Regions from separate parts of the Mus musculus genome. Here all the other regions are linked to region 3. The links are chromatin loops, found by intact Hi-C in ENCODE. Cell type or tissue: left cerebral cortex. All regions are shown on one strand. Links, peaks and the distances in the headings refer to the core of each region. The heading gives the core; the rest is flanking DNA. Region 1 overlaps Efcab6 (EF-hand calcium binding domain 6). Region 2 has its middle 3.4 kb from the start of Mpped1. Region 3 overlaps Efcab6 (EF-hand calcium binding domain 6). Region 4 has its middle 4.2 kb from the start of Gm33324. Region 5 overlaps Scube1 (signal peptide, CUB domain, EGF-like 1). Region 6 overlaps Efcab6 (EF-hand calcium binding domain 6). Region 7 overlaps Scube1 (signal peptide, CUB domain, EGF-like 1).

Region 1 (4,331 bases), core at 113-4,112, 98 kb before region 3:
TGAATGCAAAATCAAACTGTAAAGTGCCAGGAAGACGTTGACAGTCAGTGAAGACAGTTGGCCGTTGAATAAATGAAAATATATAATCTAATACATACCGTGTGAAAAAATAACCTAATACATACTGTGGCTTGTAAACTGGGGTTTAAAGGTACCTGCTTCTTTTTTTCAGGGGAAGTGTCTTACTGACTTCCAACTTCTGCCGCTCATAAATTGCTGTAAGAAACTGCTTCCAGTTGATTTTCGTGCTGGTTTTAAGTCCAAATCTGCATGAAATGAAGACAACAATATTAAAAACAGGGTCCCCCTCCCTGTAATACCATATGGATTAGATACTTAATATGGAGTCAAAACCAGTAGCTATGAATTCTTATGAAGTTTCAAATCTAAGGCAAACAAAGTCATTTTGCAAAATAGCATCAAAGAGTGATTCCTTAAAAGCGAGGAGAAAATCGGGATTGTACCACCCTGTGTCACCATGTTCTGTCAGTGGTGGCGAATTCTGAATGACGACACAAAGGAATTTGGTTAAAATTCTGATGTCCATGAAATAGTCTTTTCAAACTCATTACTTGACGAACTCAATTACCTCGGTTGGCAGGAATAGTGGCTCTTAAAAGTACTGGTGACCTCAACTTGGAGGCCTGTGGCTGTTCACTGAACATAGCAGAGGGGACCGTACAGTGATTTAGGGCAGAGCTTGTAGGCTGGGGTATCCCTCAGTGGAAGGGTATTGAATTAGCATCGCAAGGCCCTGGATTTAATCCCTAGCCCTACAAAATAAACAACAGTAACAATAACAATGAGGGTGGGCCTTGAGATGGACGGGTACCCTTGGTCATACGGGTGGCCCAACCTGGCACATGAACCCTTATAAGTGGAGAAAGCCATGGGCAGGCAGGCAAAGTGTGTGTGGGGGGGGCACATTATCACTCGCCTCTGGGTGTTTTCTTTCATTACTGTCTTCAGAAATGCCTTGAGGACTGTCGGCCCCCACACAGTGTGACAAGAACAACCTGCGGAGTGACTGTCTTTGTCCCTGAGATTTGCAGACCAGAGAAACATCTGACGCTAGCAGGTCAAGATCATGTGCATCTCTCGGCTTGGCCCCAAACCTCCACTTGTGATGAGGTATCCCTCAGTCTGTGGTCACCATCCCCTGCATGGACTACAGCTAAATCCGAAAGGATGCTTCTTTAGGACAAAAAAATGCCTGCGGCATTGTCCCATCAGCTATGGTGCTGTCTGCAGATCTGTCTTCTGCCAGCTCTGCCTTCCTTCCACTTGTGCCATGTGGCAGCAGGCTGAGCCTGTGTGCAGACAACAGTCCACTGCAGAAAGGCCATCAGACATTGGATGACTGGTGCCTGTCTCCACAGAAATCCTCCAAGTGAGAGTGGGGCTTGCTGGCCATAGAGGATTGAGGTGTCAGGGGAGGGTTACGGGTTGGCTTGAGACAGGGAGAGCCAGCCCTCAGAGCCCCCATTCAGGGTTAATTATTTCTGATAATGCTAATTGCATGTTGAACCTATGATTTACACACACACACACACAAATCTTAGTATGTCTTGTTTTGTGCTTTTCCTCTTTGAACAATTTGAACTTCGGGGGACAAGCCACCCAGTCACTTGAATCTCGCCCCATGCCTCACAGCTGCAAAGGGGAGCTCTAGCCAAGCAGTCCTTTGGAAAACAGCTGGACTGCCTCCAGGAGAGCTAGCTGTTCACATTCCACTGTCACTCCAAGGGACACTTCAATCCAGCTGTGAAGAACATGGGAATTGACATCAGATCTGGCTCCCAGGAGGCTCTGTTCCAGCCATGACGGTGTCAGCCATCAAAAGCTCTATGCTGGACCACGGCTCTTCCAGAAATGGTCCAGGCCCACTGGGGACGATGGAGACACCCATCCTAGTAAACTGAGCAGCTAACAAGTTCCAGGCCCCTCTGTTAGACAGCATTGCTGGACTATCCAGATCATAAGGTGTAAGAACCCATTTTAACAGATACTCCTCTCGTTCTATGGTTTAGTTCCCTTAGAGAATCCTATGAATGTATCAACAGTGCCCATGTTCACTTCGGTTTGTGTTTTCTCTAATAGGCTGATGCAGGAAGGCTATAGGTCAGCCTCACGCCATACAGAACTGAACATGACAAAGCTCAACACACATGGTAAATGGAAAGCAAATAAGGAAGGAACACATGCCTACGAGTTGCCCTGTGACCTACCCATGCACACACGTACATGTGTACACATGCATGCGCGTGCACACACACAAGCATGCACCCACACTGTAATGAGAAATGAAAACATCAGTTGTGATCAAGAACAGGCAAATCAAAACAAGAAACTATACTGCTGACTATCAAATTAGCAAGGACTCAAAGCATCCGTGTTAAGTGCCTGCCAAAACGCTCTTGTGAGCCTCCCTTGTAAGAATAAATTAGCACCTTTCTGCGGTGCATTTTAGCAATATGTAATATAAACCTTAAAATGGTTCAAGCCCTTTGACTTGTGGAGATGGCAAGATGCATTTCAGGTTTTTAAAATAGAATTAAAATGTCTCTGATGCAATCTTCTGTGAGAAAACAGACCATAATTATATCTCAGACATTTCCAGCTATGAGTCTCTGTGAGCTTGTATATGCGAGTGTGTATATTCACAGATCCTACAAGAAATAGAAAACGTACTAACAGCAGCTATCCCTGGCTACATCAGCAGTGGCTACCTCTGCCTATATTAGTAGCACTGTTTCTGGCTATATTTGTAGTGGCTGTCGCTAACTCTTATGCGAATAGGTAATCCACTTTCTCCTTTATCGTTTCCTTCTTTTTCCCGTTTGGGACACACGTGACTCTATAAGTAACATGACTAAGCACGGCTTTTAAAAACAGCACGGCTTTTTAAAAATTCTTTCCCTAGAATTTCCATAAACAGCACTAGTAACTTAAGTCATAATGAAAGAGTGCCCTCCACATGGGACTGGAATCAAACCCTGGGTCTTGTGGGCCATCTACCTGTCTCTTGTCCTCTCTCCAGCACTCGGGGACCCTTTACTATCCCAGATGACCCCTACTCTGCATCCCTGAGTCAACATCCTGCCTGCTCCCTGTGTCTTCCCCACCCTAAGAACCAGGGTGGAGACTTGCAGCAGAAGAAACGCCAGATGAATCATATTGTATATGGCATGACGGTGGCTGCTGTCAAAGGAGGCGACACAGGGTGGCAAGAACAGAGCTCAGTCATGGTGGGTCCAGGATCCCAAGAGCTTTGCTAGAAGGACACAGCAGGAATTCCCTACAGAGTGTGGTGCATGCTGCAGCGGTGAGGAGGGCAGGAGGAAGACTCAGAGGTGAGGACAGAACTGCCATGGCTCACACCGCCCCCTCCTCAGTGCCTAAAGCTTCAACTTTGTCCTGATTCCCCTCTCCAGCCACTGTCACCCCTGGGCAGGCTTACCTGTGCCTCCTGCCTGCTGAGCCATCATACAGTCTGGGTGTTGGGGGGTCTACCCCTGCACTGCTGGCCTTGACGCCTGCTTTTCCCAGCTGCAATGGCAATACTGTGGTTTCGTTCTAATGAGCATCCAGAACTTGGTGCGTGAGAAGTAAAACTCTTAGTCTGACCCATTCCCTCTATTGCCTTGCTTGAACTCCACTGAGCTCCCTCCTATACATGGCAGGCTCTTCCCTCTACAGTGGGCCCAGCCTAACTGATGCCCTAAGGGTACACAGGGCCTTCTGCCTGCCCCACTGGCTTCCCAGCTCTGTGCTCTCTCTCAGGCTGACTGCCAAGTGGCCCATCAGTGGGTAGTCCTCTGGCTCCTGTCACGTTTTCTGATAGCTGAGCATGGGATGAGAGGCCCGAGCAGGACAGCATGTATTGCTTGGCTTCACTGTCAGGACAGAGACCATGGTTCTCTGCCAAGGTCCAAGCTCCTTCTGGAGCACTCCTGTACTTGTGGGCTAAAGGAGTCAGCATACACCACAGAATGATCAGAATGCTTCGTGCATGTGAGGATTTGCAGCCCTAACGAAAGTATCCATGGGGTGCTTGGGTAGAACCAAAGTGCAACCAGGTACAACCGGTTCTGGAGATCCATATTAAAAGCCCCAGTATAGTGAATAGATGCCAGAGTTGAGCCTTTTATGTGGAAATTCATGGCCTTTGCCTAGGACACAGACACAGCCTAGCAGTCATTCCAGAGCTCCTGGATCAAGGACAGCCCTGGATACTCACAGAGAGCAAGCTTGCAAAACAGCCAAGGCTACAACTAAGTTTCCTCCCAGCCTGCTCCATGTGGTTCTCAACCTGTGGATCGTGACCCCTT
Region 2 (4,331 bases), core at 127-4,126, 280 kb before region 3:
CAAACAAACTCAGGAAGATCCCAGAACAGCATTTCAGCCCTGGAGGGGCTTTGGGCACCAGGAATGGAGTCCACAGCAGGTGTGTCTTGCAGGAGAGCAGAGGCACAGGTCTCCATTTGTTGTGGCTCAGCTGGACTTCTCTGGCCTCTCCTGTGTCCTCCTAGCTTTGCTGACCCTCCCTGAATAAGTTCTTTTTACCTCTCTCATTATGGATCAATGGCTGTCTATTAGACCCCATTTCACATTTCGGACACCTCTGGAAGTAGGGTGCTTACTGGGGCCCCCTCCTTGGGGAGTTTTAAGCTCACTGAGTACCTTCTGGGTGGAGGGAATGGAGTCAGGGGTCTGATAGGGACTAGCACAGAGCTGCTGGGACAGGGAGGGCTAGGCAGATCCTGCTGGCTCTCCTGGGGCCCTCCCTGTGGTGCTTGGGGGTGGGGGGAGAGCCTGAGGCAGTTCCGAATCCGTGCCTGGCACACTTGGCACAGACTATGAGACAGGCATCTTATTACAGGTGAGACAACACGAGAGTGCCTGGCCCAGGACCCAGAGGCAGGCTTGAGCCTGTCTGACACCTCAGGCAGGGTTGTCCCCGGCTGGTTCTATTGCCTCCCCCAGAATGGTGGTAGAAGGGACTTCTGGCAGGAGAGGGTGGGACAGCACTGTGCAGTGCAGGGACTGGCTCCAGGGTATTCCTGGTGACTGTCAGTGTTGGATGCCAGGCCAGCCCAGCTGCCCTCTTGGCTCTCAATCCCACTCAAGTCTCAGAGGCTCAGAAAGGGTGGATGCAGTTTCCCAGAGACTCAAGAGGGTTTGTGGCCTATATCATCTACCCTTAATATAGGGTTTAGTTTTGAAGATGATGGAGGATACTGAATCCTCAGTGTGTGTGCATGCGCGCATGCATGCGTGTGCACGTGTATGTGTGCGCATGTGTGTGTGTGAGTGTGTATACCCTCACTAATGAATAATAAACAGGTGGCCAGGTGAGCAGCAGCCAAGGGATGACCAGAAGGGGCCTCCCAGCAAAGACAAAGATGTCTAACACTGAGCACCTCAGCAGTGGCCACTTGACCCATGTGTCCTCCTTTGATCCTCTTGACTGCCCCATTGGCTCACCCTGGAGTGGAGCACAAGAGTAACCAGAGCTGGGGCACTGTGGAGTGCACAGCCTGCCACAAGCTCCTCCCCTTGGTTAAGCATCTTCCTCTAGAAAGAAGGAAAAAATCACTTTCTCCAGAGTCAGTGGGGTCACACGAGGCACAGCAGCCATGTGTGACTGGGGACATTTTGTTCTACTTTTGGAGCCTGCAGGTACTCACAGTCTTTCCCAGAGCAGCCCTGGGATCACTAGACCCCTTGTGCTTTTTCTCTGGAAAGACTGACTCAAGAGCTACCCCACCCAGAACCCAGAATCACTCTACTGCACCTCTCAGGCTGGCTCTCTCTGTCTCTCTCTCTGTCTCTCTCTCCCTCTCTCTCTCCCTCTCTCTCTCTGTCTCTCTCTCGGCCTACAACCCCAGGCACTCTGAAACCTCTTCTTTGCCCTTATTGTGTTCCCCAGCCAGTGTCCCTCACTGGTCAACAGGGAGTAGCAGCCACTTAGCTTCAGAGCGCCACACTATCCAGGGCTCCTTGTTCGGGGGCAGTGTAGTGCCCCTTTTCCTCCAGTTCTGTGTCTTTGCCAGGCCCTGAGGTTGTGATTACGGTTGGTCATGAGTTCTGGCCTGCTCTGGGTTGCTCTCATTTTTCAGAAATGGCTACCGAAGCCTGAGAGTCGAAGTGTTGTAGGGGTTGGCCCAGCCTCACAGCTTCTGGTTTCAAGGAGGCAGGTGTGTGTGTGTGTGTGTGTGTGTGTGTGTGTGTGTGTGTGTGTGTGTGTGTGTGTCTGTGTGTGTAGAAGAGAGACCAAGAGAAGTCTTTGGGGCAGGGCTGGGCTTAGCCAGGACCCTGGACAGCTCAGCTGAGACCCAAAGAACTTGACTGGGAAGGTTGGGGGCTTACAAAGAACAGGAAGGAGTTGCCTATCATCAGAATAGAATAAAAGGGATGGTGGAACAGGACCGTGAGACAGTGGAACAGGGCTGTGAGACGGTGGAACAGGACTGTGAGACGGTGGAACAGGACTGTACCGTGAAGGCTGTCCTCACAACTTGACTCTCTATTAGCTGGACAGGTTTTGAAACCTTTGGGGCACACCCCCCCCCAGTGTTTTTTAGTCCATCAACTGAGGCTTCCTCCCCTTTGTGGAGAGGCTGTCTCTTGCTGGGATCCATGCCAGACTGTTGCAAAAATAAGCTGTCTACAAGGCAGCTGGGAAAGTTCCTTAACAGCCACGGAGGACTCAGACATCATGGAGGGCCTGAGGACAGAAGTACCAACATTCAAAGCCATCCATCAGTGACTTGCAAGTGTGGACTCCAAGGGCATCAGTTGCCAGGACCTGTCTCCTTGTGAGCCATTGGATGTGACCTCTTAGTTTCTGTAGATGACAGGGGTGGCCTCCCGGTCCAGAAATACCCAGCTACTTCTCACCTAGCTTTACATGGGTCACATGAGGTTAGTACTATGGTATTGAGGGGACTCCTGTGGCCTGATGCAATCCTATGTCTGGCTGTCTATCATCTATCTAGTCTTTCTATCATCTATCTATTACCTATCTAATCTATCTAGTCTTTCTATCATCTATCTATTACCTATCTAATCTATCTGTCTAGTACGTGTGTGCACCACAGTGCATATGTGGAAGTCAGAGATGACTTGTGGGGATCAGTTCTCTCCTTCTGCCCACCACGCGGGTCCTTGGGCTTAGCAGCAAACACTGTTCCCAGCTGAGACGTCTAGCTGGCTCACCATGAAATTCTACCTAAAGATGACTACAGGGAGCCCCCAGGGTCTTTCCCCTACTTTGTCCAGTTCTCTGCCATAGCCCTTCCTCCTCAAGATGAGAACATGGAGATTTAGAGAAACAGCAGAATACCCAAGGTCCCAGACAAGTTAGCAAAAATCCGAGGTTAGAATTTAGATCCCCATACTTGGTACCTAAAGCTTATGGTGCAGCAACTGTGACAGGGTTAGGTGACAACTGCCTGCCAAGTGCACTGTCATCGAGGTAGAGTCCGTCGATCAACTGCACTGACAGAGAGATCAAAGTTCTGAGTCCAAGGCTTATTTCAGGAGTTGGGGAGTGGTCACGGCACAGTGAACTAGGCACAGGGAGGGGGAGGGTCAGGACTCCATGGCTATGAGTGCCCTTTCATTCTTGGCCTCTGAGCATGGACGTCTCAGATGAGGCCTGTGTCACAGCATCAGGATCTAGACAGACTGAGGCTAGCAGAAAGAGACAGGAGGTTACTGAGTGGGGTGGAGTCTACCTTCGTTTTCTTTCCTCTCCTTGGGTCTCCAGCACACAGTAGGCACCTAGAAAATGATTCCCTTCAGAAGGAACCTCCCTGGCTGGTTCAGCAGTGGGGATCCGGTGCTGTTTCTTATCACTCTCCATGAACAAGACTAACAAGTGTTAGTTTTCTATTACGCAGAATGTCTGCTGCTGTCTGCCCAGATGGGCTGCTCACTTAGGAGCGAGTCTGTCCTGCCCACTCCATGATCCTCATCCCTGCATCATTTAGAGCCATTCACTAATAATTAGTAGACCCTGTTGATACAGCATCCGATCCTAGGGCCTGACCAGGACTCCTCTCCTGGTTCAGCCTGGACCAGGAGAGGAGTGGAGGTTACCTAAGGCAGGGTGTGTTCAAGCTGAGTGCCTGGGTCTGAGGTGATGCAGGTGATGACGGGTTCTTGGTGGCAAGCTCACACTTGGTTCCAAACAGGCTGAGTGCCAGGCATACAGTGGGTGCTCAATAGATGCACAGTAAGAGATGGTATTCTGGGAACTGAGCTCTGGGAGAAATCCAGCCTTTGGGGGGACAACAGTCACAAGAATGTCTTCTGTCTCTGCTCTTGTCCCCTAAAGGCCATGCCCAGCTGTGCCATTGTTCTTGGCAGGCAGCAGGGAGAGCCTGCTGATGTCCTGAGCTGCAGCCTTGTCTCTCAGGTAGGCAGGGATGTTCTCTGAAGCACAAAGTGGTGTTGTAGTCTTAGGAGGGAAGGGTCTACAGGGTGAGTTATGGGGTCCCACTGGGAGAGAGCTCTGCACCATCAGTTTCTCCTCCTTAGCCTCTTCCTAACCAGACCTACTCCCTGTCTGGGATGCTGGAATGAGTTCTCTCAAAGCACAAGCTTGGTCATAGCAAGGCCTGGCCATAACCTTCAACGGCTCCCTAACACCCTAGCAAACTCCATGGGCTTAGCCAAGCGCCCAAGAACCT
Region 3 (4,331 bases), core at 109-4,108:
ATGGTGACTATAGGAATATATAGTAACATAATGCACTTAGAACAATGTAAAGAGGAGGGCCCAGTTGAGCACGTAGTCCAAACGCCCTGATATAAATACCTGCTTCCTCATGGACGGCACGGAAAAGAGGCAACAAAAATAGCTATGCTGGGAAGGTGGAGCCTGGGTCCTTCTGTTTCTGATGCTCTCTTAGAAGTGGGTCACACGCACTGGCTCCTGCCCACCCTGTGCCTCCCACCACCAGCTGCACCTTCCACTCCTAGCAGAAGCTTCCCTGCCATTCAACGTCCCTTGGACACCAGGACCGACTCTGCACTGCACCCACCGTGATTTGAAACTCTACTTTTATGTGGGAAATTGTAAGTTAGACTAACAAGCTTCACAAAACCAAGCTGCTTCTCTCTTTCACCCCACATACGCCACACAGGCACTCAACACACACACATGCACCACACATCATATAGACATGTACCACACATCATATAGACACACACCACACACCACATACACCACACATCATATAGACACACACCACATACACCACACAGGCACTCAACACACACACATGCACCACATATCATATAGACATGCACCACACATCATATAGACACACACCACATACACCACACAGGCACTCGCCATACACACACACACACACAAACCCCACATACAACACACACATTCACACTCACCACACACACATACACACACCACACACATACATACACACACCACACACACACATATACACATACACACACACAAACCCCACCTACAATATATACATTCACACTTACTATACACATACACACCCCACATATACCATACACACATTCACCGCACACACACACACAAACACATGCCACAACCTCACCATACAGGCACTCCTCACACATACCACATACTACAGTACACATATACTACACACACCATACACTCTCACCACACACATGACACACAAAAAACATAGTAATCATACATACTTACTACACATACTTACCATACAGTCACCACACACACTTACCACATGCTCAGCATACACACTCCTGACGCGCATCACATACACTTGAAGCACATGTACACACCACATGCTACACCCACCCCTCACACCATAACACATACTTCTACTATATACATACCACGCAGGTACATACACACTACAGACATCTGCTCAACTCCCTAAAACATACACACCACACGCATATAAGACCCACACACTCACATTCCTTCCTTCCATGCCTAAAGATCACCCCCCTCCCATTTCCACACCATCCATGACTCCTCACTCCTCCGCGCTACTGGGAAATAGGAAGCATTAGTAAAGTTCCCACAGGACCACAAGTCTCATGAATTTCCATGTGTCTTTCCCCAGGAGACCATGACTATACACCTAGCACATCGGTCCTCCAAAGAGTGGTAAATGAGGCAGGCGTGGCGGCACACACCTTTAATCTCAGGACATCGGAGCATCTCTGTGTGTCTCAGGCTGTCTGTGTTCTGCTTTCTCTGTCATGGACATAATGATCTACCCGGTGGATTTCTCAGCGCCCACCCCCACCACGCTGACAGACACAGACAAAGGAAAGAGGCAGGACCACGGTCGGCTGCTGCAGAGCTGTCCTGTTCTCAGCACTTCAGAAGCCTAAGAACTGGAGACAACTCTCTCCCTGTCCAACCAGCAGACACAGTGTGTTTGGCATATACTATTTATAGTCCAGGCATGTCCCCAAGTCCTCAGATGTAGCAGGCAAAGTTTCCAGGGTTTCTCTGCTTCAGGCAGAGCAACCAAAAATTTGCTGCTGCTGCCACCTACAGGAAGAGGGAAGTGCTGCAGGAATCCTGAGCGGTCCAACTGTTTGCATAGTGCGCTCGAAAGTCACTGTGAGTAACAAATAGTGGCTGCCCCGTTGATAATCAGCTTCAGGCCACTACATGTCAGAATGCACCAGCCTGGGCACTCCTGTTACATGCCAGATGAGCGGCTGACACACACTAGTGGGGGTTGGCAGCAAAAGCCTCCCCAGCTTCGCAGGCACCCTCCCAGCAGGTCTTGCAGCAGGCAGCATGGAGCTGGGCATGGCAGCGACTCACCTTGCTCTTGTGCTACCCGACTTGGTGCTGTTGGCTTTAGCAAAGTTTAGCCTGGTGCCGTTGCGCTTCATTTCCTTCTAGATCAAATACTTGCAAATTTGTGAATTCTGAGAAAGAAGAGTTAGCACCCAGTTAGCACCCGAGAGCTCAACAGTTTCCTTGGTTCTCTGAGCCATACGTGAAGCTAGTCTGTGAGCACTGTAGGCACATTCTCCTCCTCCCAGGTTCCCGCCCAACACACACACACACACACACGTGCACACACATACACATATACATGCACGCGCACATGCACACATCCATACACACACAACTTGCACACACACACACTTCCATACAACAGCCAGAACAATAACTTGAAAGCCCTGTGGTGTCCTGTTTCTTCCTATCATTGTCACTGTCCTTCAGGCCCTGGGCTTTGATACCCACAAAGACAATGCATCAACCTGTGTCTTCCAGCAGCTGCCTCCCACTCCTGCTCCCACACCTCCACCACGCTGGCCTCAGGTGGTCCCTGAGACATACGAGGTCTCTTCCACGCAGACACCTTTGTCCTCACATGGGATCGCCTCTGCCTTACCCACCCACACTTCTCCCTCTCTGCCTCCTGAACTCTCCTCGTCCTGGAGATCACTGGTTCTCGAGCCTCAATGTCCCTCAGAGTCACCTGGAATCTTTCTTAGAAACAGGTTCTAGATTCTGGAATCTAGGTCTCAGTTCTAGATTCCGATCGCCATGAAGAGTGGGCGGGAACTCAGAATGCATGACTGTCCAAGTTCCTGAGGGCTGGCTGCCGCTGCCTCCACAGGCCCCAGGCATCACTCTGGAAACTGCCGCCCTGGATCTCAAAACTAATGTCACTTTCCTGAGAAGCCCTTGTGGAAACCTCTGCGCAGACCAGCCTCCCTTACGCCGTGACAGGGACCTCGGCCATCCTTCACCCACTTTGTGATGATGTGTCTATTGGTGTGAGACTTTGAAAACTGAAACCATGGAGCTGGAGAGATGGCTCGGTGACTAAGAGCACTTCCTGCTCCTACAGAGGACTTGAGTTCTATGCCCAGAGCCTACACTAAAAAATAAAATAAAATAAAATCCGAAATGGAGGTACACACAAAATCCCGGTGCTGGGGAGATATGAGGCAGGAGAGTACCGGGGGCATTCCTATGAAATTGATTTGTAAAAGGCAGAAGACAGCATCCTAAGGATGACACAGAAGATTGACCTCCTGCTTCCACACTCACATGCATCTCACACAAAAATAAGACAAAAAAATACAAAATTATATTATTCCATTCTTAAAAAGTAGATTGCCAGCAGAGGAATGGGTGGTGGACACTAATCATCCTACCAGAGGGAGGATTATGGCCAGTCTGGACGACACAGAAGACCCTCACCCCGCCCCCCATTCACACACACCTCAAATTACTACAGCCTATTAATGTTCTAACAAATGCTGCCAAATTATACTGTTAAGCTTCAATAAAAACTGTCCTGAGATATGGGAGGCATGGGGGCTCTTAGCTCACAGATAAGCACTAGTAGACTCATGAGTGCTGAGCACACACAGTTGTCTCTTCAAGGGGAGAGATGTATAACCTGTTTTCTGTCCAAAAGACTGGGAGCGAATATGGTTAATGACCTGGTGACCTTCATACTTCCTTAGGAGTCAAGACCTCTCCAGACCCTTCTCACGAGCTTGTTTTTTCTCAGTCAATCTATAAAACCTAGCTTTATGGAAGATGTGAGGTATATTTTACAAAGTTCCAATACAGTCAAGCCTTTGGCTTCATTAAGCCTCCACGTACTGCAGTTCCCACGGAGGCCTGTTGGAGGTGCTAGACCCCATGGAATTGAAGTTGAGGACCGTTGTAAGCCATGGACCATGTAGATGGTTGAGGGGTTGTTATCACTAGAAAAAAATTCACCAAATTGTGCTGTACTTAAATTCGCCAAAAAGAAACAACTCAGGGTCAGACTCTTGATGTTTAGGTTAAACCAGCACCTGCTACTGAGTTGTGTTGAACAGAACTTCTGGGCTTCTTGCTTCTTGTAAACCATCACTCTGTGGACCGAGGTCACCTCAGAGACCCCCACAACGGGCGAAAAAGAAAGACACTCCTGAATCCAAATAAAATTTTAAACTCTCCGTTCAGTTAATTTGACATGATATTCACGCGTGTGTCCCAGTTTTGAAGACTGAACTATGGTTATTCTGCGAACGGTATCACGGGGCTTC
Region 4 (4,331 bases), core at 218-4,217, 290 kb before region 3:
AAACAAAAAACAAACAGAAAACAAAAAACAAAAAACAAAAAAAAAAACCCTGCCAGACTATAAATGAATGGGGTGCTACTGCCCCCCTATGGCCACACTGAGGAAGTGCTGGCTAAGTTTTTTTGTTTTGTTTCTGTTTTTGTTTTTTAAAAAAGCAATAAATTGTTTAGCAGGCCAGGCTGGACTGTTCTGATGAGCCAAACTGACCTTGTGTGGAGACTCGCACAATGCCCCAGTGATATATGACACTGAGAGTGTCATTTCTTCCCTGAGCCTCAGTTTCTCCAGTCAAAAGCAGTTGTGTGTGTGTGTGTGTGTGTGTGTGTGTGTGTGTGTGTGTGTGAGGGAATAGATTTCAGGGAATAGATTTCAGCAGTTTTGGCAAGGGTAGGACCAGGGCAGAACAAGGAAGCAGAGATGGGTGTGGCTAGGCCACCTCTCTCATTATTTTTTGAAGTTGTGAATTCAGAGCCAGGCTCTGGGATGTCCCAGTGGTTTTAACACTTGGGCCTCAGTTTCCCCATAGGTGAACAGCACATATCATGTGGCTGTGGTTCACATATGAGAAATGATTAGGCCAATCCATGGGAAGCCTGGCACATAGTAAGCATAGTAGTGCTGTGACCATCAAGGTGTGATAGTGTTAGTGTGTCCTGGCCTCACCCTATACCGGGAATCTGGCCCAAGCCATCCTGCCCCATGGCTTCCATTGGAGATGACTGGGTGCTAACAATGTCCTAGGTGCTCTACCCTCTGCTGCACTCTGGTCCCGACACCGTCCTTGACACCTTTTTGTGACAAAGAATTGGGGATGAGCTAAGAACCCTGCCCCCTGCTCTGTGCTAGGTAGGAATCAGGGATGCAGACCATTGAGGGCATGCACTGGGGTCTCTGTGTCTCCACTCTGGTGGAAGGAGGTGGCCGGGAAGGGTTAAATGATACTTCAGATAAGCCTTTCCACTCTCCAGGGTGACCTCTGCAGGAGGGGAAACTGAGGCAGGGAGGAGGTGATTATTCCTAGGTGTCCCCGGAGTGTCATGCTTTCACGATAGGGCTCCTTCCTCATGAAGTCTCTGGGTTTGCTTGTCAGAAAGGGATAAGGAGAGAGATGAGGAATGTGGTCCTGGGGGAAAGTATTTGGAGACCCAATGTTCTCTTCACTGTCCCCTAGTGCATCTCTGGGAGGGAGCTTGGTCCAATCCTGGCACTAGTTATGACTGGCTGAAACCGAAAAAAGTTGTTCCCTGGGGTCTTGTTAAACTCACTTTTTCCCCCTCCCTGAGGCAGCGGTGGTAGGGGGTTGCTATACCCTGGTAGTAAGTGAGTCCTCCTAGACTCATGGGGTTTGGTAGTCGAGTCCTTATTTGAGCCCACACACCTTATATGCTGTGTGGTAGTAGCAATCAAGTCTACTTGTAGAGCAGATGGAATGTCAAACAGCGTTACCCGCTCCTCATTAAGCATGGCTACATCGTAATTAAATGTTGTCTTGTGTAAGGACTTGCTGAATCCATTCCTCAGAATGGCTGGCTGGCCTCTGCACCCCTGATTGCTACCTAGCACAGAGCAGGCAGGTCCCTCCCCTCCCACTGCGGGGAGTAAAGGAACCATAAAGTAGAAATACTCAGAACCTGTGAAAATATCACGTTTTAAAAAACACCCTAAGCAGCTGCTGGGAGACGCTCATTGGGAGGATGGCGCTGTATCACCTGAAGGGGCTCAGGATATAAGCCCAGGGGTAGGGACCTGGCGAGAAGGCACCAGCACGCAATTCTCACCTGTGCCAGCAGGTGGCGTCAGTTCCCACACTCAGCCGATATGAATGTCAGGGGCGTCCCATTCCAAGGCAGGCTTTCTAGGGTAGGTGTCTGCTCTTAGCTTTCCCCGTCAGGGATCATCTGTGGGCAGCTCCAGGTGGGGCGATGAGCACTCAAGGGAGAGCCTGGGGTTGACAAGGCAGGGGTGCAGGGGCCAGATGGAAGGGATCTGAAGAAAGAGGAGGAGCCTGAGAAACACTTCATTTGTTTAAAATGGACACATAAGGAGCAGGGACAGGGTGGAGTCAGTTAAGTGCTCACCATCTGTGATGGTACACACTTAACATCCCACGCTAGGGAGGCAGAGACAGGGAGGTCTCCAGGGCTCACTGGCCAGCTATTCTAACATAACTAGCAAGCTCCAGGTCCCAGAGAAGGATCTACCTCAAAATAGCAAGGTGGACAACACTGGAGATTGTCCCCTGGGTGCCACATGCACACACCCAACCTGTCCATGCACAGACATGCACACATGCATATCCACACACAAAGCAGCAGAAGAATACATGTTTAAAATCATGAATACCTAAGATCTGGGAGGAAAGAAGACAGGCAGGCAGGCAAATGGGGAGCCCAGGAAGCAAGCCATACAACGGCAGAGAACAGAATATGAAAGCTCTATGTGGCTCCCCACCCCAGACGAACCAATAGTCTTAGTGCCGTGTATGTGCGCGCGCGCACGTGTGCGTGCGTGTGCGTGTGTGTGTGTGTACCAAGAGCCATTCATTACTCTGTGTGAGAGAAAATAGTCACCTAAAAATTTCCCCTAATCCAGAAAGGTCCTGGTCCTTCTAGAGAAAAGCCTCCTTTGGGGCTTGGATGGGTGCCCATGCTGGTTCTAAACTGTGCTCTGCCGTTTCAGCTGCCCTTTGAAATTGACGTTCAGTTGGGGCTTGGTCGCCATGCAGCCCAGGTAGAGCAAGGGAGGCTGATGTCTCCCCAGAACAGGACCAGAGCCAGATGAGAACAGCTGTGTGCCACCTGGAAGGTGGTAGAGGGTTGCAGTGCAGCTTGGGGTGTCCTGCTCCACTCCCCACATTGTGGTGATGCTCTGGACAGCTGGAGAAGGGCCAGATGGCTTGGGGTTCAGGCCTGTGTGTCTGTTTGGACACCGGGTGGGATCCGGATGCCAATCAACTGGCTCTGCCTAGGTTCCTCTGATTCCAGGTTCTGACAGTTTCCTGGAGACCAGCTTTGCAATAGTCCCCTTTCCTCTTCCATCTCCCTCCTTCCTCTCCCTCCTCCCCCCCCCCCTCTGCCTTGTCAGGAGCGTATAAGAAGAGTGGAGAGAGGGTTATAATTGCCCCCCGTGGAATTCACCTGCCGTGAAAGGGTGTTAAATAACGCGCAATTTACATGTCTTCCCTGTAGGAAATTATAGAATCAGAGCTTTCAAATTAGCAATAGATTTTTCTAATTGAATCTGTTTCCTGTAGGGCAGGTGAAGTGAGGAACCACCAGGTATTTCACTCTCCCTAGCAAATGGACTATCAGACAACTGTTGGCGTTCAGTGCTCATAAATACGCAGGGGAAGTTGACGCTGTGTTTGCAGGAGAGAACCCTGCAGAAAGAGACGGGGGTGTGCATTAGTGCCCGAGTGATCACTCTGGTGCCGGGATAGAGGGTGTGTGTGCCCCAAAAAGGAAAGCAGTTTTGGCAAGGGAAGGACCAGGGCAGAACAAGGAAGCGGAGATGGGTATGGCTGGGCCACCTCTCTCATTATTTCTTGAAGTTTTGAGTTCAGAGCCAGGCTCTGGGGTATCCCAGTGGTTTTAATACTTGGGCTTCAGTTTCTCCATAGGTGAACAGCACCTATCATGTGGCTGTGGTTCACATATGAGGAATGGTTAGGCCAATCCATGGAAAGCCTGGCACATAGTAGGCACTAGCAGACTTGGACACATTTTTGTTGAGCAACTCATCATTGTAACATATTTGTACACGCGTGTTCGAAGATGTGTTTCCATACATACTTGAGGACAGAGGGCAACTGTGGGTGTTGGTCCTCGGGTGCCATTTTTCTTGAGGCGGGGTCTCTCACCAGTCTGGAACTTTCTCATAAAGCTAGGCTGGCTGGCTCCCAGGACTCAGAGATCTGCCTGTCTCTGCATCCCCAGCATTGACTGGGGTTGTGAGCATACGGCGGCGTTTCTCGGTGCCTATATAGATGGAATTTAGGTCACGGTCTACTGATTGAACTATCTCCGTGGCTTTGTTATTGTTATCTATTTATTTTGGTCATGTCATGTGTATGGGTGTTTTTCCTACATGTATGTATGTATGTATGTATGTATGCATGTATGTATAGCGTGTGCATGCTTGGTACTCAAGGAGACCATGAGCCATCATGAGCATGCCAGGAATTGAAGTGAGTCCTATGGAAGAACAACTAGCTGTTAACTGCTAAACCATCTCTCCACCTTCCTCTTGGTATTGTTTTTAATCTGTGTTCCTGTAGATTGTCTCTAAGACCCACAAGCCTCGTTTATTCTGACATGGTTTCTCATTTAGAA
Region 5 (4,331 bases), core at 183-4,182, 420 kb before region 3:
GTGCTGGGATTAAAGCAATGATCCATCACTGCCTGGTACATTTTTTCTTATGACATGGCTACAAGCCTTTGGGGGCCTGGGAGTAGAATGTGGTGGTTTGAATAAGAGTGCCCCCCCCCCCAGGCTCAGATACTTGAATACTTAGTCACTAGGGAACAGAACTGTTAGAAAAGATTATAAGGAATAGGAGGTGTGGCCTTGGTGGAGGAAGTGTGTCTCTGTGGATGAGCTTTGAGGTTTCAAAAACCTACATCAGGGCCAGTCTAACTGTCTACAGATCAGGAGGTGGGTCTCAGCTACTCCTCTGCCACCATGCTCCTCTCCTCGATGATAATGGGCTGACTGACCCTCTGCAACTATGAGCCAGCCCCCAGTTAAATGATTTCTCTTATAAGAGTTGTCTTGGTCATGGCGTCTCTTCATTGTAACAGGACAGTGACTCATGTATAATAGTTATTTCTCTTAGAGTTTGTGCCTAGGATAGACTTGTTTCCTATAAGCATTGGATCCATTTCTCCTGAGAAGCTTGTGAAATAGACACTGACCTGACCCTCCACAGGCACAGCAGTTAAGAGTTTGTTCTTTGAACACATTGGCTCTAGCTCTAGTGGTGTCATACCTCTATGTATGTGCTCATAAGACACTAATGCAAGGAAGATGCTGTGCCATGGGTGCTCAAGTGAGGGTGTGAGGTCTCCCTGGGGTCTGGGAGGACCTCCTGGGTCACGGATAGGTCCTGCTTGGAATGGAGGAGGATGCCCCAGGCAAAGGCAGGGAGGCCAGGAGGCTGTATGAAGGTCAAAGGGCACTGGGATAGTACGAGGGTCCCTAAGGAGCTTGGACCTGAGGAGTCTTCAGATAGATGAGTTGGAAAAAGGTGGAGACACAAATGGGGCTGGGTAGGGAGGATGCTAGCAAGGCTGTGATACAGAGCCTCAGTGCGCCTACTACCTTGCCTGCTCCCTCAGGGGCAGTTGAGGATTCAAAGTCAAAGGATCTTTGGCCAGCAGCCCTCAACCTTCCTGATGCTGTTATTTCTTAATATAGTCCCTCATTTTGTGTGACCCCCAATCATAAAATTATTTCATTGCTACTTCATAACTATAATTTTGCTATGTTATAAGCTATAATGTACAACATCTGATATGCAGGATATCTGAGATACATACAATCCCTGTGGAAGGGTCCTTTGACTCTCAAAGGGCTTGTGGCTCACAGGTTGAGAATTGATGCTCTTGGCCCTTTGCAGAGCTCGGTAAACTAACAGGGAGACAAAACCAGAGTGTGGAGGAGCTCTCAGGGCTGGCCAGCTGCCGGGAGCCTGACCAGCCTGCATCCAGAGGAGAGGGGCCAGGATGCTTTCCAGGGGAACGAGGCTTGGATGAGGGGAGGCTGTGGTTGGAGCCCTGCCCCAGTGAGTCGGAGGTCACATTGACCTTGGTAACTGACCTCCTCTTACCAGGACCTGGGACTTGAGGGCCTCGCTGTTCAAACGCAGAGGCTGCCAGTCTAATAACTTAAGGGTTGCCTACTCTGAAACTACTGGGGCCTCCTGGGAACAAAACAGCCAGACCCTGATAGGAGAGTCAGAGTTAGAACTGAGGCCCTGATGTGTTTCATGTTTTCTCCTGAGGTTAGTCCTCCAGGGAACCTGGTTCCTCCCCAATGGCCCTGTTCAGCCCCACTGAGGTCTCGTGTACCCCAAACTCCCACTCCTAAGGGTGCAACTTCCTGCTTCTCTTGGGAAATGATTTGTCCAGCATGTCACCAGTGGCTTTCCCAGGAATCTCCCTGATCACCCTCCTCCTGGGATCCCTGCATCCTAGGGGCCACTAGGTTTGAGTTATCCAAACCACTGTTGGAAAGTGTCTGTGATGTGCCATGTCTTCCACCAGAAGGCAGTATTGTGCCTTCAGAGCCGGCACAGGGAAGGTGTAAATAGGAAGGGAGGGCCAGTGGGCCTTAGTTTCCCATAAATATGCATTTTAGATAATGTCTCATTGTGTAGACTCAATCTTACAATTATGTTCCAGCTGGAATTGGGGCAAGCACCACCATTCATTTCCAGATCTTTTCTTATCCATAAAGGGGACAGGAGGCAGGGGTTGGATTGTGTGGCTATAAGTCATGAAAGACAGGTCAACAAGCACAGGCACCAAGTTCTAGAGAATTCTGCATCTTGAGCTACCCACTTTGAGCGCTTTGCTCTCCAGGAGTCTGTAAGAATCTGGAAGAAAGGGTCATTGACCATGGCCAGTGACTGTGAGTGGTTCCTGGGGTCTGGTGGGCGCTTACCTTGGCATGTCCGCTCGTCCGTCAGTAGCTTGTGGCCCTTTTGGCAGCCGCATTCAAAGCTGCCCACGGTGTTTCGGCAGAAGTGGTCGCAGCCTCCGTTATTCATCAAGCACTCGTTGATGTCTGAAGAGGTTGGAGAGGGGAATAGGCTCAGGTACCATGGAGGGGATGGCCTGGGGAAATGGGGGTGCCACCCTGCCTTATTGACCTTGATCCACCTGCTGATCACTGCCTAGGCTAGCCTCAGCTCCCCAGTTGAGCACAGATAGGAAGAATCTGAGTGAATAGCTAAATCCTGGCTCTCCAAGGTCTCAGACTTCCCCTGTGATTGGTAAGCCTGTATCTTGTTTTAGGGGAATCAACAGGGACAGTGATGTCCCCCCCCCCAATTCCGACATGACCCTTTACCCAAACACCTAGGGAGGAGTTCTGGAACGAGTGGGGCTGCCACAGGTGACATGGGCAAACTGTGCTTTCCCCCTCCTCTCCCGGATGAGGATAGAAAGGGTCCCTATAACACAAGACAGATGCCATGAGGATGATAGGAAGTCACATCTCCAAAGTGCTGGGGCTGGGAATATCAGTGCCATGGAGAAGCAGGTGTCACTGCTGGCTGCCTGCTGAGGAGAGGCTGTGTGCAGGAGGAAGTGAGGGGGTGAGCCTTCCCAGTGAGTGAGTGAGTGAGGGCTGGGCCCACCCCACACCCCCTCTTTGCCTGAGTTCTTCTTTCAGCAGGCAGTGAGTAGCGTCTGTACTCCACAGATCACTGACCACACCCATTTTGATGCCCCTCCTGCTGTGGCCCTCAGGAGCAAGCCTGTCAGGTGGCCTCAGTTTACAGTTTCCCACTGACAGGGAGCCTTCTCCTTCAGAGAGTTGGGCTTCTAGCTAACACTCCACCTCTGTGAACCTCTCTGTTCATGTCCTGATCACTTGAGCCCGGATGCTGCCTATGGTTGGACTCTTGTCACGCTCCCCCCTGCCCCCATCCCTCACCCTCCAGACCTAGGAGCCTCACTAACATCCCGTCTGTTCCTGAGCCTGTCAGCAAAGCTCGAAGCTGGCTTACATCGGTTGAGAGAAAGCTGCTTTTCTCTCTAGCACAGAATCTAGTGGGGGTGGGGTGTTGTTGTTGTTGTTGGTCTCACATGGACCTCAGCCTTCATTTCTTTTTCTTTTTTTAAAAATATTATCTATTTATTATTTATACAAGTACACCATAGCTATCTTCAGACACACACCAGAAGAGGGCATCAGATCCCATTACAGATGGTTGTGAGCCACCATGTGGTTGCTGGGAATAGAACTCAGGACCTTCAGAAGAGCAGTCAGCTCTCCTAACCGCTGATCCATCTCTCCAGCCCCTCAGCCTTCATTTCTGTTTCTCTCATCTCTTCCCTTTACCCTGCGCCCTCTCTCCCACACAGGCAACCTGTACCACCTTCTACAGTGTATCTGCCAAGTGTGCTGAGGCCTTTGGTTTCCCAGAATAAGAACCACCATTCCTGCCCCCCCCCCCCCCAGGGAGGGGCGGGGATTCCCCAAGCTCTTCCCTCTGCAACTGTCTACTTCTCCCTGCTGACCTTCATGACTCTGCCCACCCAGTCCTAGAGAGGCCACTCAGTTGTCATGGACTCTGTTCTCAGGGACACAGAGACCCTGAGGTAGGCTTTCAGGGCCCTGGGACTTCCTAAGAATGTTCCTCAAGTGAAGAGTTGAAAGAAGATGTCAATACCAAGGCAAGGATCCCAGACAGTAGTGGGCACAGAGGCCTTGGGCCCAGGTGTGTGTATATAGGGTACTCTGATTGGGGGGAGCCACAAGAACACACAGGTCACAACCTCCTCTTCCCTTCTGTGCCAAGGGCTACGTTGGGCTGGCTTGCAAGACAGGTGAGGATATAGTCTTCCCACTTTGATGAAAGTCCTGGCAGGTGGCCTGTTTGGCCCAGGGCATGGGGGAGGGGGAGAGGGAACTGAGGGTGGAGAAGGAGGCTGGTGGGTGGGGGCTCTCCCAGGCTGTTCTGGGAGATGGTG
Region 6 (4,331 bases), core at 98-4,097, 90 kb before region 3:
CACACATGCACGCACACACACATGCATGCACACACATGTGCACACACATGCATGCACACATGCATGCACACACATGTGCACACACATGCACACACACATGCACATACACATGCACACACACACATGCACACACATATGCATGCACACACACGCATGCACACACACAAATGTAAAAAAAAACTATGGATAAGCTATTTTTATAACATTGGGGAGAGAAATGGTAGCTTAATAAACAGCAACTGAAAAATAAATCATCCATTTGGAAAAAAATTAATTTGAACATCCAATTTATATTACAATGGATTGAAGTGTTTAACTTTTAAGAACGAGACATCAGCTAGAGCAGAGCTTTCAGCCCAAGCTGGGCAGGAACGACGAGTGACAAATTTAAATGACAGAAGACAAGGAAGGAAGAGAAGATGGACGAGTTTGATTATACTAAAACACAAACTTGAAAAGACTGAGTAGCACATTAATGGAAAGGAAGAAGCAAGCAGAGAGAGAGAGAGAGCTCTGACGAGGATCGTGTTCTCTTCGGATGCACACGTGGTTATAAAGAACTAAACCTGGAGGTGATAAGGTTCACTTTAACCCCTTCTGTTTGAGCTGACAGCTTATTAGGATGTGAGGAAGATCCCCTCCCAGGGAGGCAGAGTCACAGCAGGCTGGTACCTGGAGGCAGCCAACCTCAGTGTCAGCCCCGCAAAGACAAATTAAGACAATTACGGGGCACCACTTCATGCCTCTTACACGATCAATATTTAAAATGTTAATGTGCAATGCGGGGAGGGAAAGTGAAACTGGATCACTCACAGTGAGTGATGGCAACTCACACTGCTAGGGTGTTGTTCTGCGAGGACAGCTGTGCAGTCCTGCAGAAGCCTCACTTCAGCGCAGCAGAGCGCAAGGCCAGTGGCTTCCCTAGCCTGCAGGAAAGGTCAGCCAGTGTGCAATATGCGCTGCCGTGGCAGACACATGTGTGCCCTGACATGGGGGCTGTTGTGTGAGATCGTCCTCTGGGCCACACACTACCATCTTGAGGAGTTCAGCTGTGCTTTCTTGCAAAAGATCCTCTCAGCTGGGCTTACTGACTGTTTACAGCCTCTCTGGAAAGGGTGGGAGTTTGTGAGACCCTCACCTGTGCATCCCCCCCCCCCCTCCATCACCTATTGTTTGCAACTCTGCCTTAGCTGCACTTGGCCATGGGAAAAGCTAGAGTGTATAAGTCTGGAGAGACTGGGGTGGTGGGGGGGGGTGTGGTTTCCATCTATGTTGGTAAGGGGATGTCCTCATTCCTTCTGGGTAGAGTTGCCTGTTGGGGTAGGCACACCCACGCACCTACATCATGCAACCCCTCACACCTACACTCTAGGAAACCCAGCAAACTCATTCGTTTTGCAGAGTGAACTCTGGCGGTATCAGTATCGTGCCTCTGTCCTTGGGGCCTTAGGAGAAGGGGAGAGACAGCAGGAATGTAAGCAACATGAACACAGAGAGGGGGTGGGGAAGGAGAAGAGAATATCTCCCATCTCCAACATCAACAATCTTACACCAACCCAAACACAAAAACTACTAAAGAAGAACAGCAAACACAGTATCAGTGGCAAAGATCAGAGGAGAAAGACATCAGAGTCTAGAAAATGATAGAAGATCATGAAGCTAAGAGGCAAGCTTTTGAAAAGTTAAACACACTCATGGTTAGCTAGAATAAGGAAAAGAGAACACGCACACACACACACACACACACACACACACACACACACACACACACAGTCTTTCTTGGAAGAAGGAAGCTGCACACTCGATGGCTGTCACAAAAGCTCAATAGATCCCTAGATTATTATGCCCCAAAGAGGGGTGCCCTAAAAACCAGGGTCTTCCCAGACACATGCAACCCTACCATGGCTAAGTTACACAAAGACAGAAAACATAAAAGGATGGCAAAAGCTAGGCACAGTGGTGCATCGTTACAATCTCAGGACTCAGGAAGCTGAGGCAGGAGGATTCTGAGTTTGAGGCCAGCCTGGGAAGCTCTGTGAAAACCTGTCTTTAAAAAACACCTTCTTAAAAAGCTGGCCAGTAGAAGACACCTGGCAAAAACTAGTTAGAAATGTACTACAGTATTTCAATATGTTGCTCTCCAGGGGATTCTGAGTGGGGACCAAAAAACAGTGGAGGGGGGATGCTCAGAAACTCTGGGTCCCTGAAGAAGAGGCTCCACCAGGAGAACACTGTGGCTACCCGCATCCCCAGTGTGTTCATCCCGTGAGCCTGGGGCACTCCTCACTCGGCATGCCTCCCTGGCTGGAATCTTCACCCTCTACTTTGGCATGTTCAGCACCTAGCACAATGCCTGGCAGAGGAAGGTGCTCGGAAAATGTTAGCTGAGTGATATCCCATGTGTTCGTCATGACGCAATAACTTCCAAGAATATGAAGCAAAGGTGTCTAAGACAGCTCTTTCTATTTTTAAAGTCAAAGCAACACCATACGCGTGCCTAGCAACACGTGAAAAAGTCTTATGTGCATTGCCGAGGGTGTGGAGAGATGAAGAGCGTTGGGCAAGGGGGAGGGGCATCTTCCACTTGTTTCTGTGATCTCTATTACATGACAGTTATGATTTTGAGACCAACGAGGGTTCTATATGGCTGCTAGCTATCCAAGAAATAAGTCCTGAGGTCAGTCAGCAACCAAGCTGTTTTTTTGAACCAGGAGCACAGACTGGATGCGGACTGGGCCTAATTTACTTCTTGCTTTGGAAATCTTGGGTCTGGTCGTTCTCCACCATGCATGGTGCCATGAACACGCCCCAGAGTGAACCTCTGCAGTGTGGCGCTGCTCTTCTGTGACTCTCAGCGATCTTCTCAAGAGGACCTCAAAGCAGCCCTTGTCACCGAGAGTTCCACAGGACACTCCATTTGCTTCCATCTCGTTCCCATGAGAGGAGGCTCTTTGGGGGGACTTGGACAAGAAAACAAGACAATGTGACCAGTGTTTTGTCACATTCTCATGTGGGGGGCACAGAGGTTCCTTCCAGAGATCAGCAATCCTGGTTGTCAGCCAAGAGGTAGAGGACACTGGGGCATTTTATCATATCAGAAAGCAAAAGGTTTTCCAAAGACCACAAGGGGCCCAGCAACAGGACACAGTCACCAGCTGGCGAGGAAAGGCCACACCTCCTAAAGCGAACACAAGTGCCTCCCTGTTCAGCAGTCAGTAAGTCCAGGGCTCTCCGGTTTAGGAGAGCAACTGCTGCTAAGGAGGTTATCTGGCGTTGAAAAGACTAAGGCTGTCTGTAGTGGAGGCCCTTGCCTGGCCACGCTTGTCTTGGAAGTCATTGGCCAGATGTTGTGTTTGGACAAGGGCTGCTCCAGCTGTTCCTGCCGCACCCAGAGAGACAGCGAGACCCAGTCCGATGAGCTGAGGGATACAGATCTCTCCCTTTTTTCAGCTTCCTCCCATCTGCAAGGTAAGTTCTTCAGGTTCGGAGAGATAAACCAGGGGAACAATTATCACGGGGTGGTGGTGCAGGAGCCTTGGAAAGGGGGATTAATACGAGCATCTGTAATGCCTTTTCCCCAGAGGAAAACAGGAACCCCAGGTGACTGTGACATCTGGACATAATACATCCAGTGACCCCAGCACTCAGGAGGCTGAGGCAGATAGGATTCAAGTTCAAGGCCACCCTAGGCTATAAAGTGACACCCATCTGAAAATATTAAGGAAGGAGGAGAGAGAAGGAGGAAGGCAGGAAGAGAAAGTAACTGTAATGAATCCGAACATATGAGATACATTTAGATTTGAGGGTTCATAATAAAGAAGGGGTCATTAGGAAAAGATTCCCACTGCTCTCTGCCAAAGAGGCTAGAGAAAGAACCAACCCCTTATTTTGAGAAAATGTAGAAGAAGGACCAAACCAATAGCCTTTTCTTTGCAGTTTGTACCCTGGCTCCCTTGCTGCTGTTTTGATTTGTCTGAGGCAGGAGCAGGCCAACGCACATCTGCGGAACTTCAGTGACAATTCCTGCATTCCACCTTCTTGTAGACAGACCCCCCCCACCCCCGTTTGTGGCTGCATCAGGCCTGAGCTTGTCCCAGGGCTCTCCGGTGAGCTCCCATCTCACCGTGGTAGTGCTGGGTTACAGATACAGGTTACTGAGTCCAGCTTTACAGGGTCCTAGGGATCTGGATTCATGTCCTCATGCTCACATGGCAAGGGCCTTCCCACTGAGCTGTCTCCCCAGTCCCCAACTCTCTGATCTAACTGTGGAGAGGGCACATTCTCATCACAGAAGTACTGTAACACAGCAGAAGAACAAACAGGATATTACC
Region 7 (4,331 bases), core at 200-4,199, 390 kb before region 3:
CTGACTTCTGAGGCGGGACAAGTGACTATAAAGTTGTCCCTGGACCTCAACCCAGGCAGGAGGAAGCCATGGGAAGCTGTAACTAGAGGGGTGAAGTGCAAGAGGACCTCTGCATGCTTTAGAGAGACAGGGTTTCAAGCCAGGAGCTAGGGGAAAGCTGTCACAGAACCCTAAGTGGGACTAAGAAGCGGCTGGGAGGGTGGAGGTTTATTAGGGATCTCTTTTATAGTCTCTTCCTAGACCAGCCTCTCTCAACTTGTGGGTTGAGACCCCGTTGGGGGAGTGTATATCAGATATCCTGCCTATCAGATATTTACATTACAATTCATAACAGTAGCGAAAGTATAGTTACAAAGTAGCAACAAAAATAATTTTATAATTGGAGGTCACTGCAACGTGAGGAACTGTATTAAAGGGTCAGAGTATTAGAACGGTTGAGAATCTCTGTCCTAGAGTTCTCTGGAAGATGAGATGCATGGCCCGAAGCCCCCACTACACTGCATTTGCTCTTTACAAGTCTGAGAAGGGGGCATGCCCACGTTGCAAACCACCCGTGCATATGGGTCGATGTGGTGGAAGATGTGTCTGGCCACATCCGGCCCAGTGTCTCTTTCCATTGCCTTCCCTGGATCCTTTGAGAGGCCCTATGGTGCTTTCCCACCAGAGACTCTCCCATAGGGCAGCTGTCAGGTTAGGAGATGGTCCCATGTGTGCCTTGCCTGCCGTACCAGTGTGCATGTCACATTCCCCCAACACAGGTCTGGCACCTTTGTCCCAGTTAGAGTTGGAATGTCTGCCTCCCAAGGGTCATTGCTATGGCAACATCATCAATAATATCACTATCTCAGTTCTTGTCCCTCAAACACAGAGGAGGACAATGGCCTTGCCCCACCCCCACCCCCCACCCCGCTCCAATTCGGGAGGAAGGGTTTGCTTTCCCTTTACAGAAAGTAAAAGTGCCAAGAAAGAGCCTGGGACCTTAGGGGACGTCCACAGCCCAGAATTACCCCAGCCTATCAGGGAAAAGGAAACCCAGCTTGTGGTCTCAGAAAGAACCCCAGAGAGGCTAGGTGAATGGCGGGAGCACAGGACTGACCTGGGGAAGAGAGAAGATGAGGAGGACCCCTGGGGTGCCTGCCTGGGGGTCATATTTTGTGCTAACCTACAGATATGTCATCTTGTCAACTTCCAGGCCAGCCTTAGGGGGATGTAAGCTGGGGTACCACATGCCCTTCTGAGACAGGGGCATTCCCTAACAGGTATAACAGCATCTGTCCATGGAGTGTGGGTCAAAAGTCTACTGTCACATGACCATACAACTCAAGCTTTCATAGAAAAAATTGTGTGTGGGGGGGAGCGGGGGGTGGGGTGGGGAGTTGTCCTCACCTGTAGCCCTTCAGCCTGCTTTTGGGCAAATCTTGATTTAGAGGGGCTCTGGCAATTGTTGCCTAGACCCCAGCTTCTCATGAGCCCAGGGAGTCACTGTTGGGTAGAACAGAGACTGTAGCTTCACCCACCCAGACCTCCTCTTGCTGATCTCCTTAACTGGACATCTTGGAGGCTGAGTGCTAGAAATACCACAGCTCCAGCAGTCTCCAGTGGCCACTCTAACACTCGCTCACTTCTCATTTCTGGTCCCCAGTCGGCAGCATCTATGGTCCCTTAAGAGACACCCTATGCTGCCTTCCACATCTTCTCCCCTCTATTTCATCTGGAACATACAGGGAGAAGAGATTTTCCCTCAGGGACTCTCAGGGACTCGGGTCCCGACTGAGTGTGTCACACAGAACAGAGGCTGTCTCATTATCCCTTCTGCCTGTGAAGTACTCTGCTCCCCCTAAAGGACTCAGTGCCTCTCCACCAGAGCCTCAAAAGCACAGCCCCTGGGTCCTTTGGGGGGTGTTGATTGGCCCCCTCAGTGATTACTGCCTGCTGAGACTATGGATGGTTGGCTCCAGCCATGCTGGGTGAGATGGGGGAACAGTTCAGCACCTCAGATGTGCTTTGGCCTGTCTGGTCACCGGGACTCCGAGAAAGCTGCTTCCAGGAAGCAGGGCACTCTTCATATATAGTGGGGAGGACAGATGTTGGCAGACACATGTGGCCAGATGTGCAGTTACCAATGGGGATCTGTGGCAGAGGAGGGTGGTCCGAGTCCATCCCTCACTGAGGTCTTCTGCAGTGTGTTCTTACAACCTGCTCAGCTTCCTACCCGTGAACCGGGAAGTCTTGAAATCCTTTTCCTCTTAGGAGTGATTATGGGCATGAGGAGTGAGCTTGAAGAGCAGCTTTCCTGAGAGTCCCTCTGAGATGCAGGCCTACCTCATCTTCCTCCTCACCTCTTGAAGTTTCTCGAGCTGGTCACTAGGTGTCACCACAACCAAGTTGAGGCCTCACCAAGGACCAGGAGGCTGTTTTGGAGAAGGTCTGGCCTAGAGAGCTGGCCTTCAGCCTAGTGGGCCACACTCTCCAGCAAACAGCCACAGGGCACACCCAGTTAGGCTGGATCTCAGATAGTGGTACGGGTCATATTTACACGTAAAATAGCAAGCCTCCCGTGGCAGCTCATTGGCCTTATCCCTTCCTACCGGATCTCTAAAGGAAGTCACATGGGCAGGTTGCCCCATGTCACCCCTCAGTTGGCCCCACACCTGAAGCAGGAGGATCCCAGGTCCCTATCTGTGATCTCCTTTTTTACAGGGCAGCTGTGGTCAACCAAACCCTGAGAGAAAAGCAGGCACTCAAACCACCTGGAGAACCTCTCTGTACCCAAAGTTCCGATCACAGGCTACTCCTACCATTTAATCTAATCTAAAGGCGGTACTTACTAAATACAGGTGTAAATGCAGAGGTGGAGTGGGCTGGGCAGAATGGGATGGGGCAGGGTTACTGGGTGGGCTAAGAGTCAAGGCCTGAGCTGGAGAACGGTGCTATCTCCTGAAGAAGCCAGCTTACGTGATGAAGGTAGACGAGGCTGTTGTACTTCTGACAGATGAAGCAGGGAAGGCCTTGCTGGAGGGATCTGAAGGGGGGGGGGGGCTGGGGGAGATGAGCTGATCTGATGGCCATAGCATAGGTGTAAGTCCTGGCTGAACTGAACCAGAGATCCATGGGAAGTTAATGCTAGGTGTCCCTGAGTGGCCTCTCCAGGCTGTGCTCTGTTCAGCACAAGGAACAGGAAAGCACTTTATAAATCAAAGCCACACACAGCCCAGACATCTGAAAAGGTTCTCAAGGGAGCAATGGTCAGGCCAGACAGGGAGCTCCAGACAGAGGGAGCAGTGTGAGGAGACAGGGACATGGAGAGTGCGGGGGCTGGTCTGTGACAAGGACAGGTTGAGGAGGTCCGAGTTAGGACCCTGTAGGGGGCTGAGAGAGGGTCAAGGGAGACAGATTGGGTGCATGAAGGCTCAGGGAGAGCTGGCAGCCCTGACCCAGGTAGAGGGGAGCACACATGGCAATACCGGGGTTTCTATGTGTCTCAGGGGGCCTAGGCTGCATACCCTTCTGCCCACCTGTTTGTTCAGGCATATATACGGTCAAGCTGTCAGACCCGGGTTGTAGAACCAGCCTCTGCTAGTTTTCTATGGCCAGAACTCTCTGCATAGCACCAGTGGAATAATAGTATCTAACAGTCAGATTATACTCAGGAGCCACCAAAATCCAGGCACGATGCCAGGCCCAGTCATGCTCAGTGGTGATGCTCATGGCTGTATATGATGCTGGCGACACAGTGCAGTGGAGCTCATGGATGGGCATTCCCGAGGGACACAACCTGTGCACACAACCTCATTCTCACAATTCTGTCCCTTGCTTCGCTTTCTCAGCAAGAAACTAAGGCTCAAGGACTTATTGATGAGAAGAGAGCCAAGGCCAGGTGGTCTGTCTCTTGTTTTGGTATCCTCTGAACTGTGGCTCACCTTCCATCCTCCACCATCTGTTCCTAAGGACCCCCAAGGGCCTACAGCCTTTCGGAAAGGTCCCCTGCCGGTGTTGAGAAGTCAGCCCTGTGGTGCCCTTGGCGCCAGCTTGAGGCCAGACCAGGAGAAGTACGTGAAGCTGGCTTACCAGCCAAAGGAGTTGTTTATGGGGTGGGAGGCTCATAAAAAATAATGGGATGGATTTATTGTCTCCGCCTTGAGGGCCATTCCAGACCGCACAGGACCAGGCCAGGCCTCTTCCAGTAGCACCATAAATCTCCACGCTAAGTGGCAGGGATGTCCGTCCTCCCACCCACCTGGTCTGTAGCAGATGAGAATGTTCAAGGCAACGCTACGTGGCCTGTCCCAGCTCCCATAGCCAGTGATAGAAGGCCTTGAAACAGAGCGGGG

What was found. Peaks named below come from ENCODE experiments on the same cell type or tissue, not always from the same donor. Only the 100,000 strongest peaks of a DNase experiment are listed, where the experiment ranks them.
Region 1: a loop joins it to region 3, with 4 times the contacts of the local background. A loop is called at or near these places in 6 of 42 quality-filtered maps.
Region 2: it touches region 3 in a loop (3-fold over the local background); 29 of 42 quality-filtered maps call a loop at or near these places.
Region 4: a loop joins it to region 3, with 8 times the contacts of the local background. A loop is called at or near these places in 31 of 42 quality-filtered maps.
Region 5: it touches region 3 in a loop (2.8-fold over the local background); 8 of 42 quality-filtered maps call a loop at or near these places.
Region 6: it touches region 3 in a loop (2.5-fold over the local background); 6 of 42 quality-filtered maps call a loop at or near these places.
Region 7: it touches region 3 in a loop (4-fold over the local background); 6 of 42 quality-filtered maps call a loop at or near these places.

The regions. Positions count from the first base shown.
Region 1 is chr15:83,954,788-83,959,118 of GRCm38, forward strand. It overlaps Efcab6 (EF-hand calcium binding domain 6), which reads right to left. Exons shown (of 32, transcript NM_029946.4): 11 at 156-266. Among named protein-coding and RNA genes, the nearest start is that of Gm41372, 98 kb to the left of the region's middle. In left cerebral cortex, for the core only: no CTCF peak of the experiment used is centred there; DNase peaks (open chromatin) are centred at 1,754, 2,446, 2,748 and 3,192; H3K27ac peaks cover 268 bases.
Region 2 is chr15:83,774,498-83,778,828 of GRCm38, forward strand. No RefSeq gene overlaps it. Among named protein-coding and RNA genes, the nearest start is that of Mpped1, 3.4 kb to the right of the region's middle. In left cerebral cortex, for the core only: no CTCF peak of the experiment used is centred there; a DNase peak (open chromatin) is centred at 2,284.
Region 3 is chr15:84,052,352-84,056,682 of GRCm38, forward strand. It overlaps Efcab6 (EF-hand calcium binding domain 6), which reads right to left. Exons shown (of 32, transcript NM_029946.4): 2 at 2,092-2,198. The coding sequence starts at 2,162. Among named protein-coding and RNA genes, the nearest start is that of Efcab6, 11 kb to the right of the region's middle. In left cerebral cortex, for the core only: CTCF peaks have their summits at 1,819 (motif pointing left) and 3,905; DNase peaks (open chromatin) are centred at 209, 1,766 and 2,873; H3K27ac peaks cover 411 bases.
Region 4 is chr15:83,759,060-83,763,390 of GRCm38, forward strand. No RefSeq gene overlaps it. Among named protein-coding and RNA genes, the nearest start is that of Gm33324, 4.2 kb to the left of the region's middle. In left cerebral cortex, for the core only: a CTCF peak has its summit at 1,787 (motif pointing right); a DNase peak (open chromatin) is centred at 1,803.
Region 5 is chr15:83,632,376-83,636,706 of GRCm38, forward strand. It overlaps Scube1 (signal peptide, CUB domain, EGF-like 1), which reads right to left. Exons shown (of 22, transcript NM_022723.3): 8 at 2,296-2,418. Among named protein-coding and RNA genes, the nearest start is that of Ttll12, 39 kb to the left of the region's middle. In left cerebral cortex, for the core only: a CTCF peak has its summit at 1,884 (motif pointing right); DNase peaks (open chromatin) are centred at 1,903, 2,282 and 2,984.
Region 6 is chr15:83,962,105-83,966,435 of GRCm38, forward strand. The region is part of intron 10 of Efcab6 (EF-hand calcium binding domain 6); the gene reads right to left. Among named protein-coding and RNA genes, the nearest start is that of Efcab6, 100 kb to the right of the region's middle. In left cerebral cortex, for the core only: no CTCF peak of the experiment used is centred there; a DNase peak (open chromatin) is centred at 2,400.
Region 7 is chr15:83,662,497-83,666,827 of GRCm38, forward strand. The region is part of intron 4 of Scube1 (signal peptide, CUB domain, EGF-like 1); the gene reads right to left. Among named protein-coding and RNA genes, the nearest start is that of Gm52183, 30 kb to the right of the region's middle. In left cerebral cortex, for the core only: a CTCF peak has its summit at 2,370 (motif pointing right); DNase peaks (open chromatin) are centred at 2,391 and 3,678.